5 separate regions of the Homo sapiens genome follow, and regions 1, 2, 3 and 4 are each linked to region 5. The links are chromatin contacts, found by Hi-C or POLR2A ChIA-PET in ENCODE. All regions are on one chromosome and are shown on one strand. The core of a region is the stretch at or near the end of the contact, and the rest is flanking DNA. Distances in the headings are between cores, read along the strand shown. Region 1 holds the start of NEXMIF (neurite extension and migration factor). Region 2 holds the start of ATRX (ATRX chromatin remodeler). Region 3 holds the start of PGK1 (phosphoglycerate kinase 1). Region 4 holds the start of MAGT1 (magnesium transporter 1). Region 5 holds the start of PBDC1 (polysaccharide biosynthesis domain containing 1).

Evidence for each region. Hi-C counts contacts between places; a loop is a spot of excess contacts on that map. ChIA-PET counts read pairs that join two places held with the same protein, here RNA polymerase II (POLR2A). Pooled maps may share reads with other maps.
Region 1: a pooled map shows a loop between it and region 5 (11-fold over the local background). The contact joins the promoter of NEXMIF here to the promoter of PBDC1 in region 5. A Hi-C loop is called at or near these places in 6 of 37 single-sample maps with no recorded cell type and 8 of 50 pooled maps. POLR2A ChIA-PET finds 5 or more read pairs at or near these places in 1 of 52 experiments (WTC11).
Region 2: a map of naive thymus-derived CD4-positive, alpha-beta T cell shows a loop between it and region 5 (4-fold over the local background). The contact joins the promoter of ATRX here to the promoter of PBDC1 in region 5. A Hi-C loop is called at or near these places in 1 of 168 maps with a recorded cell type or tissue (naive thymus-derived CD4-positive, alpha-beta T cell), 1 of 37 single-sample maps with no recorded cell type and 7 of 50 pooled maps.
Region 3: a map of CD8-positive, alpha-beta T cell shows a loop between it and region 5 (8-fold over the local background). The contact joins the promoter of PGK1 here to the promoter of PBDC1 in region 5. A Hi-C loop is called at or near these places in 1 of 168 maps with a recorded cell type or tissue (CD8-positive, alpha-beta T cell), 3 of 37 single-sample maps with no recorded cell type and 15 of 50 pooled maps. POLR2A ChIA-PET finds 5 or more read pairs at or near these places in 1 of 52 experiments (GM10248).
Region 4: a loop to region 5 is called in a map of B cell, with 20 times the contacts of the local background. The contact joins the promoter of MAGT1 here to the promoter of PBDC1 in region 5. A Hi-C loop is called at or near these places in 6 of 168 maps with a recorded cell type or tissue (B cell, CD4-positive, alpha-beta memory T cell, CD8-positive, alpha-beta T cell and 3 more), 10 of 37 single-sample maps with no recorded cell type and 15 of 50 pooled maps. POLR2A ChIA-PET finds 5 or more read pairs at or near these places in 1 of 52 experiments (CD4-positive, alpha-beta T cell).

What each region holds. Positions count from the first base shown.
Region 1 is chrX:74,924,018-74,926,717 of GRCh38, reverse strand. It overlaps NEXMIF (neurite extension and migration factor), which reads left to right and starts at 1,266. Exons shown (of 4, transcript NM_001008537.3): 1 at 1,266-1,835. RefSeq lists a silencer at 2,228-2,387.
Region 2 is chrX:77,784,804-77,787,503 of GRCh38, reverse strand. ATRX (ATRX chromatin remodeler) reads left to right here and starts at 1,288. Exons shown (of 35, transcript NM_000489.6): 1 at 1,288-1,522. The coding sequence starts at 1,503. RefSeq lists enhancers at 1,215-1,404, 1,415-1,524 and a silencer at 1,625-1,674.
Region 3 is chrX:78,102,827-78,105,526 of GRCh38, reverse strand. It overlaps PGK1 (phosphoglycerate kinase 1), which reads right to left and starts at 1,279. Exons shown (of 11, transcript NM_000291.4): 1 at 1,122-1,279. The coding sequence starts at 1,186. RefSeq lists a silencer at 1,333-1,392.
Region 4 is chrX:77,894,179-77,896,878 of GRCh38, reverse strand. MAGT1 (magnesium transporter 1) reads left to right here and starts at 1,444. Exons shown (of 10, transcript NM_001367916.1): 1 at 1,444-1,570. The coding sequence starts at 1,469. RefSeq lists an enhancer at 1,448-1,697.
Region 5 is chrX:76,171,622-76,174,321 of GRCh38, reverse strand. It overlaps PBDC1 (polysaccharide biosynthesis domain containing 1), which reads right to left and starts at 1,260. Exons shown (of 6, transcript NM_016500.5): 1 at 1,154-1,260; 2 at 672-737. The coding sequence starts at 1,183. RefSeq lists enhancers at 878-1,177, 391-1,248.

The DNA of each region.
Region 1 (2,700 bases), core at 17-2,516, 1.2 Mb after region 5:
TTATCTCCTGTACTTTGCCAGGGAAAAGAAAATATACCCCCGCCTCTGCACTGTTTCTGGGGAGGGATTGTGTGACAGGTGATGGTGAGAAGTTGCACACATCAGATCTCAAAGCCTGAGCCCTCGTAGCAAAATGACGCTGTAGCTGTGGCAGCAAAGAAATCTGAAATGAGGCCCTGCCTGACTGGAGAAGCTGTGCTTTGGCAATGATGTTGGAGCAAGTGCACACAAAGTAGCTACTTTTACCCCTTCTGTTCTAGTACCAACCTTTTCATCTCTTGCCTTGGCTCCTAGTGGTGACAAATCTCCCGAGGCTCAGGCCTCAACCTTGCACCCAGGACTCCAGAAGTACTAAATGGTCCCTCCTGAGTTGCTCTCCAATCGTTTTGCTGTTTCCTGTTGAGTTCCCAGGACGTCTGAAGGAAAATGACCACCTAAGAGATTTTTCAATGACAGCCATCAGGCAGATCTGTTTTCCTTCCTGGCCATATTCAGCTTCCCTTCTTTCCTTTATTCCCCAAACGTCACTCCCCAATTGTCTGCCTTCATCCAACCCTTCAAAAAGGACCCACCTTCCTGGGGGCCCAGGCCCTTAAGTTAAGAGTAGGTAAAGGTTGAATGGTTAGATGCTTGGTGGATGAAACCATTCAAATATTCTTCCCCAAACTTCAGAGTGCCCCTCTCCGCACACACAACTGCCCTAAAAGGCATGGGAGAGTGGTGTCCGGTTGCGTGTCTGCCAGGGGAAGAACGCACCACTGGCGTAGTGGACTGGAAGGGCAGCAGGAACGCGAGTGGGGGGCGGGGTGGGAATGGGGAAGGGGGGTGCGCGCCCTTTATGACAGGTGGCCGCGCAGTGCGCGCTCCCGGGCGCCCGAGGGGAGGGAAGGACAGACGGACAGAGTTGGGGGGGCACATAAGGAAGGGACCATAGAGAGGGTAAGGAGAGCGGGAGGGAAAGGGAGAGCTGTGGTGGGGAAGAAGGGTAGAGGGGGGAAGGCGTCCAGCAAGAACAGCCGTGTTGGAGGAAACAATGGCAGGGGCAACAGCGATGGTGGCAGCAGAGGCGGCCCCACTCTGGGCACCTTTCTGAATGGGCAGAGACAGCTCCGGGAGAAGAGGGGACCAGGCAGTGCCTGCAGAGGCTCTGAGAAAAGCGGCAGAGGGAGGAGAAGAGGGAGGAGGAAGAGAAGGAGGAGGAGGAGTAGGAGGAGGAGGAGGAAGGGGGAGGAGGGGGGACGAGGCAGGGGAAGAACCTGGGAAGGAAAACCAGTAGCATCAGCAGCAGCAGCAGCAGCCGCCGCCGCCACCACCGCCGCCACAGCAGTAGCATTAGCGGCAGTAGCAGCATTTAGCAATAGCTTTAACAGCTATAGCGACAGTAGCAGCCGCCCTCCTCTCTCCCTCTCGCGGACGGCCGCAGCCACCGCACAGAGCGGGCTCCAGGCGCCGAGCGCGCAGCCCGCTCGCTAGGTAGCTCCAGCCGGGGCGAGCGACAGTGTAAGCGAAGCACGGACCCTTGGAGCAGCCGGGCAGCCGCGGAGGCTCTGAGTTTCAGGGCCAGAGCCCGACAGCTCTGACTCCATCTAGCGCGGCGGCGGCGGAGCCTGAGGGAGCGAGCGAGGAGAGAGGCGCGTCCACCTGGCGGGCCCAGCGTATGGAGCTGAGGCAGAGGCGGCGGCGGCGGCGGCAGCAGTAGCAGCGGCGGTGGCGGCTAAGGCAGCTCGAACAGCTGCGGCGACGGCGACAGCCCAGCCTTGACTGCGACCGCGCTAGCTACAGCGCCTGCTGCCTGAGCCCGCCAGCGACGTGCGCCTCGGGAGTCGGCCTGTGAGGTGAGTAGGAGCGCTGCCATACAGCTTCCTGGCCTTCTCGCCGGCTCCCCGGCTGGCTCGGGGTGGCGGCCGCAGGGGGTGGAATGAACTGGGGTAAGTCGAGCTAGACGAGAAGGAAGGGAAAACGGAACGGAGGACGTCTGTATGCGAATGTGTGTGTCTGTGTATGAGGGAGCGAGGCCGCTAGGGCGAGAGATCCCGGCTCGCCCTGACAGGCACTGCAATCTAGGAAAGGCCTCTGTGCTTGCGCCGTAGGAAGGGGGTTGCGGGGGGAGGGGAAGCGAGCGGACCGGAGCCGCCGCGCTTACACGCACGCAGCTCGGCAGAGTGCCGCCTCCTTTCGGACTGGTGCAGGGTAGAGCCTGGCCAGGGAATGGGGCATGGGCATGGCACGCTTCGGCGAGAGCGGGAAAACCCACGCGGCGGCCGAGGCCGGGCGCTCGGACCAAAGCCGCAAAGGTGCGAAGCCGGGCGGCCGTGGCGACCACAGAGCGCCCCCAGGACACGCGCCACTCGGCCGAGGCTGCGGACAGGTTTAAGTTGGAGGCCAGACCGAGCCTCGCCCAGCTCATCTCCTTTGCGGAAATTGGCTTGTGGCCCCTTCGCGCTCTCGGTGGCGGTCGAATTGACGCTTTTCTGTGTGGCTTCTGGCGCTTCTCTCTGCCGCGCCCCGCAGCACACGTCGGCTCGCGTCTTGTACACCCTGTAGGGCGGGAAGGCCGTGAGCCGGCGCGGGGAGCGGAGTCCCGCTCCGGGAAAGTGTGGAAACCGCGCTGCTGAGTTGGCGCCGTTCCGCTGAGGAATTCAGCGATTTCAGCATGACTGCTTCTGTCTGTCTGATTCGTGAGGGACCGAATCACCCGCG
Region 2 (2,700 bases), core at 39-2,538, 1.6 Mb before region 5:
AATACATAAATACATAATTAGCTGGGCTTGATGGCACGCGCCTGCAGTCCCAGCTGCTTGAGAGGCTGAGGTGGGAGGATTGCTTGAGCCTAGGAGGTCGAGGCTGCAGTGAACTGCGTCACGCCACTGCACTCCAGCCTGGGTGACAGAGCTAGACCCTGTCTCAGAAAAAAAAAAAAAAAAAGTTGCCTGAGCCTATCAGATTTTCAAAGTGTTTCATTCAAAAAAGGCTCCCCTCTTGCTATCCCAGTAGAAAGCAGCAACCCTGTCACCTAACCCCGACAGGAGCTCTTGCATATTTCAAGAAAAATAAATAGAATGAACTAAAGCATGCATGGCAGAATAAATTTGGAAATAAATTTCGAAGCGATTAGATTTTAGAGGACTTGTTTGTGATTAGCAGAGATTACCAATGTAAAATCAAATTATAGATCATAAAAGCGGGAAAGGCATTTACAGATCATCCAGCCAAGCTTCCTCTGTAATGAGAAGGAAGCAGATCTAAATTGATTGGTTTGTGAGCTAAACATCACATCAAATTGGGGAAATGGCCCGTGTGTGTGTGTGTGTGTGTGTGTGTGTGTGTGTGTGTGTGTGTATTCTAAGAGACACTTTATTCAATATGGAAAGAATTTTATGCAGCGTTCAAGTTGGTCTTATGTCGTCTGCACACATATACATATATATAAGTATATTATACACATATACATTTCCAAGCATGTTGGTGTGCCAAATATTATGTATAAAACATCTAGGAAAGCAAATAACTTGATGATAGCCTAGCATATAGGAAAGAAAATACTTACATAGGATGGCCATACAGATTAGTGGTTAAGAGTGTCTGGTGAATCTCGGCTCCACTACTGTGGGACTTTGTGTCTTGGTTTCCTCATCTGGAAAATGTAGGTTTGTCTACCTCAGAGAGTGTAAAGATTAAATGAGATAACCCGGATAAAGGATTAGTGTAGTGCCGAGCATATAGTAAACTCTCAATAAATGTAGGTTGCTGTTATTACTTCGTTAATATGTCAAAGAAAAAAGAGGTTGGACCAAAAGAGCATTTTCAAAATAAAGTCAAACTATGTCACTAGCACTTTCAGGTCAATTGGGACTAAATTGGACCCCCTGCGAAAAGGTGGAGGGGATCAAATGACGTCGACCGCCTTAGCAACAGGCCCCCAAAGAAGGTGAATTTCCGTAGCCAATAAGACTCTGTGCTTTGGAGGAGGTAGCCAATGGCTGACGGAAAGAGAAAGAGGGAGGACGCGCCAATTCTCCTGCCTGAGCCTCGGCCCAACAAAATGGCGGCGGCAGCGGTGTCGCTTTGTTTCCGCGGCTCCTGCGGCGGTGGCAGTGGTAGCGGCCTTTGAGCTGTGGGGAGGTTCCAGCAGCAGCTACAGTGACGACTAAGACTCCAGTGCATTTCTATCGTAACCGGGCGCGGGGGAGCGCAGATCGGCGCCCAGCAATCACAGAAGCCGACAAGGCGTTCAAGCGAAAACATGACCGCTGAGCCCATGAGGTAAAACGCAACCCCGTCTCATGGGCCCCAGCGGTCTGGGCCCAGGCACCGTCTGAGTCGGGTGTTTGGGAAGGCGTTCGCTTGGTGGGTTAGGCCTGTGTGTTGCTTAGCCGAAAGAGGCATCGTTTTCTCTTTAGGTGAGAAGGGTTTCGGGGTATCGGCGCAAGGCTCCGACGGGGGTGGGGGTGGGGATGGGGTGGGGGGAGGTGGGGGGGGCGCGGCCTAGGGTATGGGGCGCTTCTTGCAATCTCCCCTAAACGGTGACGCTTGGTCGGGCTCCTCTGTTTATTCTTTGGTGCCTGTGGGATTGAGACCTCGAAGTCGGAGGCGGTCTTTGGTATCCCGGTCATTTTTGCTAATCTTTGGGCCTAGAAACTGCGTGGGGAAGAAGCGGGGGGAGGGTGAGAAGAGGGGGAGGGGTGGGCGGGCGCGAGGATGTGAGATCCCAGGACGACTTAGAGGCGTTTAGGTTGCTGGAGATGGGAAGCACCCGGGCCCTGCGGGATTTTTTTTCTGCAGCCCCAGGAGACAAGCCTTTTTTTGATTGGGTTGTGGTGCAGTTCCAGGTATTTAGGTATCTTTTCTACTCCATATCCTGAAGGATATCCTTGGGTTTATTTCTAGGCGAGGGGGGACTTAACACAGGGTTTTGCTTCCAGAGGACCCTAGTATACTACTTTTTGTGATGTCCAGCCTTAATGGGACCTCAAGTGTTTCCCCACTTTCTGGGCAAATTTCGAGGAGTAATTAGGCCCTATCTTTATTTACTTATTTATTCCATGAAGGATGAAGGGCAGGTTAACGTGGGCTGATGCGAAGTAAGATTTATTGCAAGGGAAAATGCCTGGCAGGCCTCCTCTTAACCAATCAAGCACGTTTATTAGGTTGAAGCTGTTTTTCTGTGTGCTTCTGATTTGCCTCTTGACGGGTCTGAAAATTTGGGTAGTCAATATGAAATGTATACACTTTTACCCAGGTGGCTGGCTGGCGTTTCAGTTTGACATTTGAATTTTCATCCCACAATGTGAATTAAGTAATTTTTTTACTCGGAGATGCATCCTTGGCGTCCAGTGGCAAAATAAAATTACAAGGAGCATGGGTCAGAATTGCATTTCAAGTTGGCGAAATGTGCCTTTGAGTAACTCTTAGATTGGCATATGTTTTTAGAGCAATTTAGC
Region 3 (2,700 bases), core at 30-2,529, 1.9 Mb before region 5:
AACCAGCCCAAATTGGAAAAGGGGCTAGATTACACCAGCCAAATAAATACCTACCCATCAATCAACCACTTCCCAAAAAGGTCAAGGTTGCAAAATGCTATCAACAGAAACCTTTATGACCCCTCAAAAACACCACTCTTGGATCCTGTTAAGGTATATGAACAGTCAAGTCCATCAGTTACATACCGACTCATCCTCCTGCACCTTGCTCCTGGTATGCACAAATATATCACACGTGACAAAAAGGATAAATGTAAAAGCTGCCCACTCTACCAACAATTCTGGCAGATAAGAGAGAAACCGTGTTGGCAAGTGACTAGAGATCCACATGCGCAGAGTAAGAGACCCAAAGTGCACGAGGAAACTTCCCCCAATTTTAAAATTCTACTTTTCTAGCCACACGTGGGGATGAGATTGGAGGCCAGCAAGTATGAGCAGCCACACCCTGCTCTACCATTACCTAGTATGTCACAATCCTGATGCAAATCCTGTGCCCAAGAGTCCAACGATACCGCGCTGCAGGGCAGCAGACGCCTGTTACGTAAGCTCTGCAGGGCCTCCTCCAGTTCGCCCCGCCCTACCCTCCCACCCCAATTCTTTAGTGGCGGGGGGCGGGGGGGTCTACTCCTGAAGTTAAATCAACATCCTCTTGGAAAAATATCCTTTTGTGCAGGAACCTGTGAGATGTGGGCCGTTTCTCATTTGGCTGCGACGGTCTAGGAGCGTGGGGGAAGGGAAAGTAAAATGACCTTTCAAGGTCCCTTCCTTGAAGCCTAGAGATTTGCAGGATAAGCATTAAGTCCCATCTCGCCGACTGGGAGCTGGAGGCAACGGAACTGCATTTCACCAATAGGAAAAAGGACAAAATGGGTCCCAGCGGCAATCTCAGCCCTTCCTCAGTGGGATCCATCCCCGAAGGGTGACTTCGGGTGCTTTCTGGGCTGGGGAAAATGCGGCTAGAAACCACCAAACCCGTGAGCAGCCTCGCCCTCCAAGCCTAGGACCCCTGGGGCCCAGCCAAAAGCTAAAAGAACTTAGAGCAGACGAGAGAACAAGTCGGCTCCGGCCAAAGAGGTTTGCGACAGAGCACAGAGAGCACGCGGGCAAACGTGCAGAATTACCTCATAACGACCCGCTTCCCTTTAACGTCCAGCTTGTCCAGCGTCAGCTTGTTAGAAAGCGACATTTTGGAAATACAGCTGGGGAGAGAGGTCGGTGATTCGGTCAACGAGGGAGCCGACTGCCGACGTGCGCTCCGGAGGCTTGCAGAATGCGGAACACCGCGCGGGCAGGAACAGGGCCCACACTACCGCCCCACACCCCGCCTCCCGCACCGCCCCTTCCCGGCCGCTGCTCTCGGCGCGCCCTGCTGAGCAGCCGCTATTGGCCACAGCCCATCGCGGTCGGCGCGCTGCCATTGCTCCCTGGCGCTGTCCGTCTGCGAGGGTACTAGTGAGACGTGCGGCTTCCGTTTGTCACGTCCGGCACGCCGCGAACCGCAAGGAACCTTCCCGACTTAGGGGCGGAGCAGGAAGCGTCGCCGGGGGGCCCACAAGGGTAGCGGCGAAGATCCGGGTGACGCTGCGAACGGACGTGAAGAATGTGCGAGACCCAGGGTCGGCGCCGCTGCGTTTCCCGGAACCACGCCCAGAGCAGCCGCGTCCCTGCGCAAACCCAGGGCTGCCTTGGAAAAGGCGCAACCCCAACCCCGTGGAATTCGAGGCTGCCCTACCAGGATCAATGCAAATGCCACCTCCTTTTGGAAAATCCTGGTTTCCTAGCTCCCTTCATGGAATTCTGCTTCTTAAGGCTTACTTAGTAATAGAGACCTCTCAGAAGTTGGAAGAGGCCCAGGTCCACTCTGGCCCCCACCTTTTTTAAAATAAAAAATGCAATGTAATTTTTCTGGTTATGGCATGATTGATGCTAATGGCAAACACGTGGCATTTTTCATATATTAACCAACGCTCACAAAACGCAGTAGTGACTACTGTTATCCTCATTAGGCAAATGAAATAACTGATGCACAGAGAAGTTTAGTGGGCCAGGCGCGGTGGCTCACGCCTTTAATCCCGGCACTTTGGGAGGCCAAGGCCGGCAGATTGCTTGAGCCCAGTGGTTCGAGACCAGCCTGAGCAACATAGCAAAACCCCATCTCTACTAAAAATACAAAAAATTAGCTAGACGTGGTGGCGGGCACCTGTAGTCCTGTTACCCGTGGAGGGTGTCCAAGTTCTTAGCGTCTTGAACTAAGAACTGGACGAAATGCACAAAGCAAAGAAAGAATGAAGCAATAAAAGCAGAGATGTATTGAAAACGAAAGTGTAACCGCCCAATGGGTTCACCTTGTCCGCTGCCTAGACAGAGCTGATTTATGAAGACGGGAATTGCAATGGCGAAAGAATAATTCACGCTGAGCGCTGTGCGGGAGACCAGAGTTTCATTATCACTCAAATCAGTCTCCCTGAGCATTCTGGAATCAGAGTTTTTAAGGATAATTTGGCAGGTATGGGTTCGGAAAGTGGGGAGTGCTAGTTGGTCGGGATGAAGATTAAATCACGGGGTCGAAGTGAGTTCTTGCGAGTTCTTCCTGGGTGGGATCGTGGAGCTAGTTGAGCCAGATTATCAGTCTGGGTGGTGTCCTCTGCTGCATGAGAATGCAGGGTCTGCAAAATATCTCAAGCACTGATCTTAGGATTT
Region 4 (2,700 bases), core at 195-2,694, 1.7 Mb before region 5:
GCCATGTTGGTCAGGCTGGTCTTGAACTCCTGACCTCAGGTGATCCACCCACTTCGACTTCCCAAAGTGCTGAGATTACAGGCATGAGCCATCGCACCCGGCCTGCATTTTCTTAATATAAGTTTCCATAAATGATTTAACTTTTTTTCACATCTGTATTTCACATCTCTTCACTTCGGAACCAGCTATTTTTCTTTCCATCCCATCTCCTTGTCTCTCCAACATACTGAAATTAATTTCCTGGTTTTTTTATCCAGTAGCGCCTAAAATAATAGTCATATAATATTTTCCACACCATCAAAATAAATCCAAATTGTAGGCAGATTGATTTTATCTTGTTGGTGTTTTCCTTCTTTACAACCTTACTTTTGTACCCATCCCCCAAACAAAATAATGAATAAAAAGAAGGAATTTGCTGTCTATAACCTGCAATTAAAGTCCTTGTTGGTGCTTTAAATATTAAGTCAAGGAGTTTAACTGAAAAAACAAACAAAAAAAGCCGGCCGGGCTTGGTGGCTCACGCCTGTAATCCCAGAACTTTGGGAGGCCGAGGCGGGCGGATCACCTGAGGTCAGGAGTTCGAGACCAGCCTGCCCAACATGGCGAAACCCCGTCTCTACTAAAATACAAAAAATTAGCCAGGCGTGATGGCGGGCGCCTGTAATCCCAGCTACTCGGGAGGCTGAGGCAGGAGAATCGCTTGAACCCGGGAGGCGTAGGTTGCAGTGAGCCGAGATGGCGCCACTGCACGCCAGCCTGGGCTACAAGAGCGAAATTCCATCTCAAAAAAAGCCATAAATAAACAAAAACTTTAAAAAATAATCTTTGATGTCCTCTTTTTTCAGCGCTCCTGGCAGTTTCTAGGACACAATAGGTATTCAACAAGCTCTTGTTCATATTTACCTTTAAAAATTTCCCTCAGTGGTATTAGGTATATTTTTGCTTTCCTACTTTTATTTTTTCACTTTGAAGTACTTTGGAGGCAGGATAACGGACTAAATAGCTCTTATCCCTCACGCGGCTAGGTCCCATTTTTCTAGAATATTACATGAAGGCGGCGAATTTCAAGGACTTCTAAATGAGTCTTTGAAAGATTCTGTTCTAGCAACTTCAAGCCATTTTGGACTCCGAAAACTCCGCAATATTTCACAACTGCGCATGCGTGCTTGGAAAGCGTCAGCGCGCTAGATGTTTACGTATCGAGAAAGGGGCGGGTCATTATCTTTAGCGGACCAATGAAAACGCTCCAGATTATCTTTTTTCTATTGGCCGACCGGGGCCAATTAGAAATCAACCTTCTTTTAGCGGGCGTGTAGCGCCAGCGCGCTGTGACGTAATGTGAGGGGTCTCCCGGCAGGGCTGAGCTGGACCAATGAGGAAAGGCAAGGGGCCGATTTGCCTGTTCTCACGCCCCACCCTCAGACCTAGCCGGAGCAAAGTTTCACTTATAGAAGGGAGAGGAGCGAACATGGCAGCGCGTTGGCGGTTTTGGTGTGTCTCTGTGACCATGGTGGTGGCGCTGCTCATCGTTTGCGACGTTCCCTCAGCCTCTGCCCAAAGAAAGAAGGAGGTGAGAACGCGGTTTCCAGCAGCATGGGCTTTTCCCAATGACTGGGGCTTAAGAGGGTCTGTTCGCCTCTTCCCAGCCCCCTTTCCCTGCCGCTTCTATGCCTTTGGTGGCTTCAATTACGCGGTTTTCGGAGTTGTGGAATTCGTGAGAGAAGGAACTGTAACTCTTTGTCTTCTGGGGATGTAGAATCTGAGAGTGGAGTAGCGTAGGTGACAGCCCGACTTCTACAGTCTTGTGAATGTGCATAGCTATGAGTTTTGACACTTTTGAGTGTGGGCCCCGTCAGGTGTTGGGGGTGGGGAGTTCGACTTTAGATCCCAGGAGTAGGATATCTGAGACTCTATACTGCTGGCCGATGTAACTCCCTGAATGATGTGTAAGAGTTCTCTATTTTCTAGCATTTTCATTTCAGGAGTGTGAGAGTTAGACCAAAGAGTGAAATTATGCCAGATTTATTACTTTGTCCAAATAATTGTTTCAAGGCAATTTACCAGATTGAAAGCTCCTAACCATTTTCAATCATTCCACAAATGTAAGCATGCTAGGCAATGTTCTAGGCACTTGATATACATAAATGAACAAAACTAAGATCTTGTGGAACTCATAGGCTTTAGGAAGTGGAGGAGATACAGTATTCTCACCATTAAGCAATCCAGGTAGAGGAATTTTAACAATGCGTTTTCAAACGTTTGTGATTTGGAGTCCTATACTCTTAGGACTTTAAGACTACTAGCAATTACTTATACCCTCTAATTTTATAGATGAGAAAAAGAGTCTTAAATTTAGAAAATGAACGAGGACTCAAACCCTACGTCAGTCATTCTAACTCTATTTCCTGTACATTCTGTGCTTCCTCTAATAGAGAAAAACTGTGCACATACTCTAAAAATACCAGTTAAGCACTTCAGATACTTGTCTACTTGAGCTGAATTAAGAAAGAAAGCTATCTTCTCTATGTTTCTAAGTATTTGAACTATTCCATAAGAAGAAAAACTAAGCTAGGAAGTTAAACTTAATGAGTTGCTTATTAGATTGGCAAAGAGTACAATAAAAATATACAATTGTCAAAAGTATCGTGAAGTGAGCAGGCTCAGACACTGAAACTAGAAATTGATGTCCTTCTTTGGGAG
Region 5 (2,700 bases), core at 11-2,510:
CTGACTCCAGAAAAAGCCATTTGCATTTGTTACCTCCATGCCTTAGACCATGCACTTTTCCCACGTGCCAATCCATGTCCTTTGTCCACCTACACTTTGAGGATACAGGTAAAGCTCCATTTCCTCAGTCAAGTCTTCCACTGCCTTGGCCCCTTAGGGATTTCTCCTTCAGCTAAATTATTTGGATCTTATGGCCTGACCCACTCATTATATGTATCACACTCTTATTTGGGTGTTTTTACTATTCTCACATCCTCTTGTCTTGTTTTGGAAAATACCTCATATACTTTCTCAGTAATTTTCTAAACCAGACACACCATAAGCTGCACAATGGAATCCCTCAGAGACCCTTTAAAAATACTGATTCTTGGCTCTCATTACCCAGACATTCTGATTTAGGTGGTATGAACTGCAATCTAGGCAGCGGGATGTTTAAAAGCTCCCCAGTAATTCTAAAGCGTGGCCAACTTGGGGAACCACTTCCACAGGCGTTAGTCCTGCGTTTGTGGACCAAGATTAAAACGAACTGAACGAAGGTGCAGTTTCTGGTGTAAGTGGAGAGGGTCTGCAGTAGATTATCAGGACGTGAAGTTATAACTTAGTGGCAGGCAGGTCCTGCAGAGATCCCAGGCTAGCTGAGTGGGTGGGAGCTGTGGGTGAGTCATACTCACATCGTTGCCATACGACTCTGCTGGGAGAGAAAGCGCATGTGCCACAGACACCAACTCCCCGGAAACCTAGAAAGGAGGAAAAAGAGTTCAAGGCTCCCCCCAAGGCCGGGCGCGGTGGCTCCCCCCAAGGCCAGTCGCAGTGACTCGTGCCTGTAATCCCAGCACTTTGGGAGGCCGAGGCGGGCGGATCGCCTGAGCCCAGGAGTTTGAGACCAGCCTGGGCAACATGGCGAAACCCCGTCTCTACAAAAAATACAAAAAATGTAGCTGGGCGTGGTGGCACGGGCCTGTAGTCCCAGCTCCTCGGGAGGATGAGGTGGGCGGAAGATCTGAGCGCTGGAGGTCGAGGCTGCAGTAAGCGGTGATCCCACCACTGCACTCCAGCCTGGGCGACTGAGTGACACCTTGTCTCAAAAAAGAAAAAAAAAAGGCTCCACCTGGCTCGACCTCCCCACTCACCCGACCCCAGAACAGCGTCTCACCGGCTCATCAGTTCCACTGGTGGCCGCCATCTTGCAACCCCCGAAAGCGTGGCTCCTTCCGCAGCTGATTGGAAAGCTGAGCCGGATCAGAGTCCTTCTCAACTGGCGGCTCCACCGTGCGCTCTCCCTCCAGCTGAGGAAGTTGCTGGCCCCGCCTTACCCTCCCCGCACAGGCGCAGAGGTGGAGTACTGTTGCGTAGGCTGGACTGCTTGAGAGATCTGAGGTGATTGACTCGTCAGTAATTTTCGGTGGTGATCACGGGAAAAGGTTGTGTTAAAATAGTGCCCCTTTCTTGTCTTCACTGCGCCGTGTGCCCAGCAAAAATTCAAATTTACTCTCCATTCATATGCGCATATACGCACATGCGCATACACATACACACCAGTACCCCAAACCAGGGAGTGATTCACGAAAATGCATGGTGCTAGGGCGCAGAGTGCAGGAATGAAGAATTTAGTCCCTGCCTTGGAACAACTAGATATAGTGAGGGACCGGATACAGTAGTGCTCACAGCATAGCATCGGATGATGTGGGAGCATGAATGGGGGATACCTAAGCTGAATCATGAAGGGGAGCTTAGCCAAGCAGACAGGGAAAGACAGTCCAGGCAGAGGGAATAGCACAAACAAAGCCATTAGTGGCACCTTGCTGGGAATTACAAAAGCAGTATAGCTGAATCCAAAGTGGAGTCATCTATAATCATTTGAGGGAGCACAGGGCCTTTGGTATGCTGAATGTTAAAGAGTAGAGAGTTTACCCTTAGAGCAACAGTAAGCTACTGAAGATTTTTAAGTAGGCCAGCTTCATGGTCAGATTTAACTTTTATGATCACTCTAACACAACATAGAAGATTAATTTGAGGAAGACAAAATTGGAGACAGAGACACCAGTTTGAAGGCAGTGGGTGATGAAAATCTAAACTAAAGCAGTGGCAGTTGAGATGAATTTTGAGAATTAATGGGGCTTAGAATCAATAGAACTTTTTGACTAATTTCATGTAGAGGATAAAGGGGAATTTGGATTCTAGTATGACTCCCAGATTTCAGAATAGGATTTGGGCATAAATATCGTTGAGCAAGGGAACACAGAGGAGAAATGATGAGTTTAATTTGAGAAGTTAAGTTATAAGAGCCTATGGGTCATTCAGATAGAATTGACCAGGCAGAGGGAGATCTGATCAGAGATAAATTTGATAGTTGGTACTTCAGGTTTAGTTGAGCTTTCATAAGAAATCTCTAAAGTACTGTAAAGACATAAAAAGCAGCAGGTCAAGCATTTATGAAGGAAAAAAGGCAGCAAAAAAAAAAAGTTGTCGATTGTCTGTCAAAGAACAAGGCAGAGCCTCACAGAAACCAAAGGATGTAAGAGCTTCTAGAAATAAGTGGTGAGCAGACCCCAGTACTCTCAGTTGAGTATACTAAGCATAAAAATATAGGGAGGTTGACAACCTTAGCAAGAGCAGGTTTAGTGGAATGGTCATTGACAACCTGAACAAGGGCAGAAGTCAGATGGTAGTGGGTTGAAGAGGGAGTGGGAGATAAAGAAG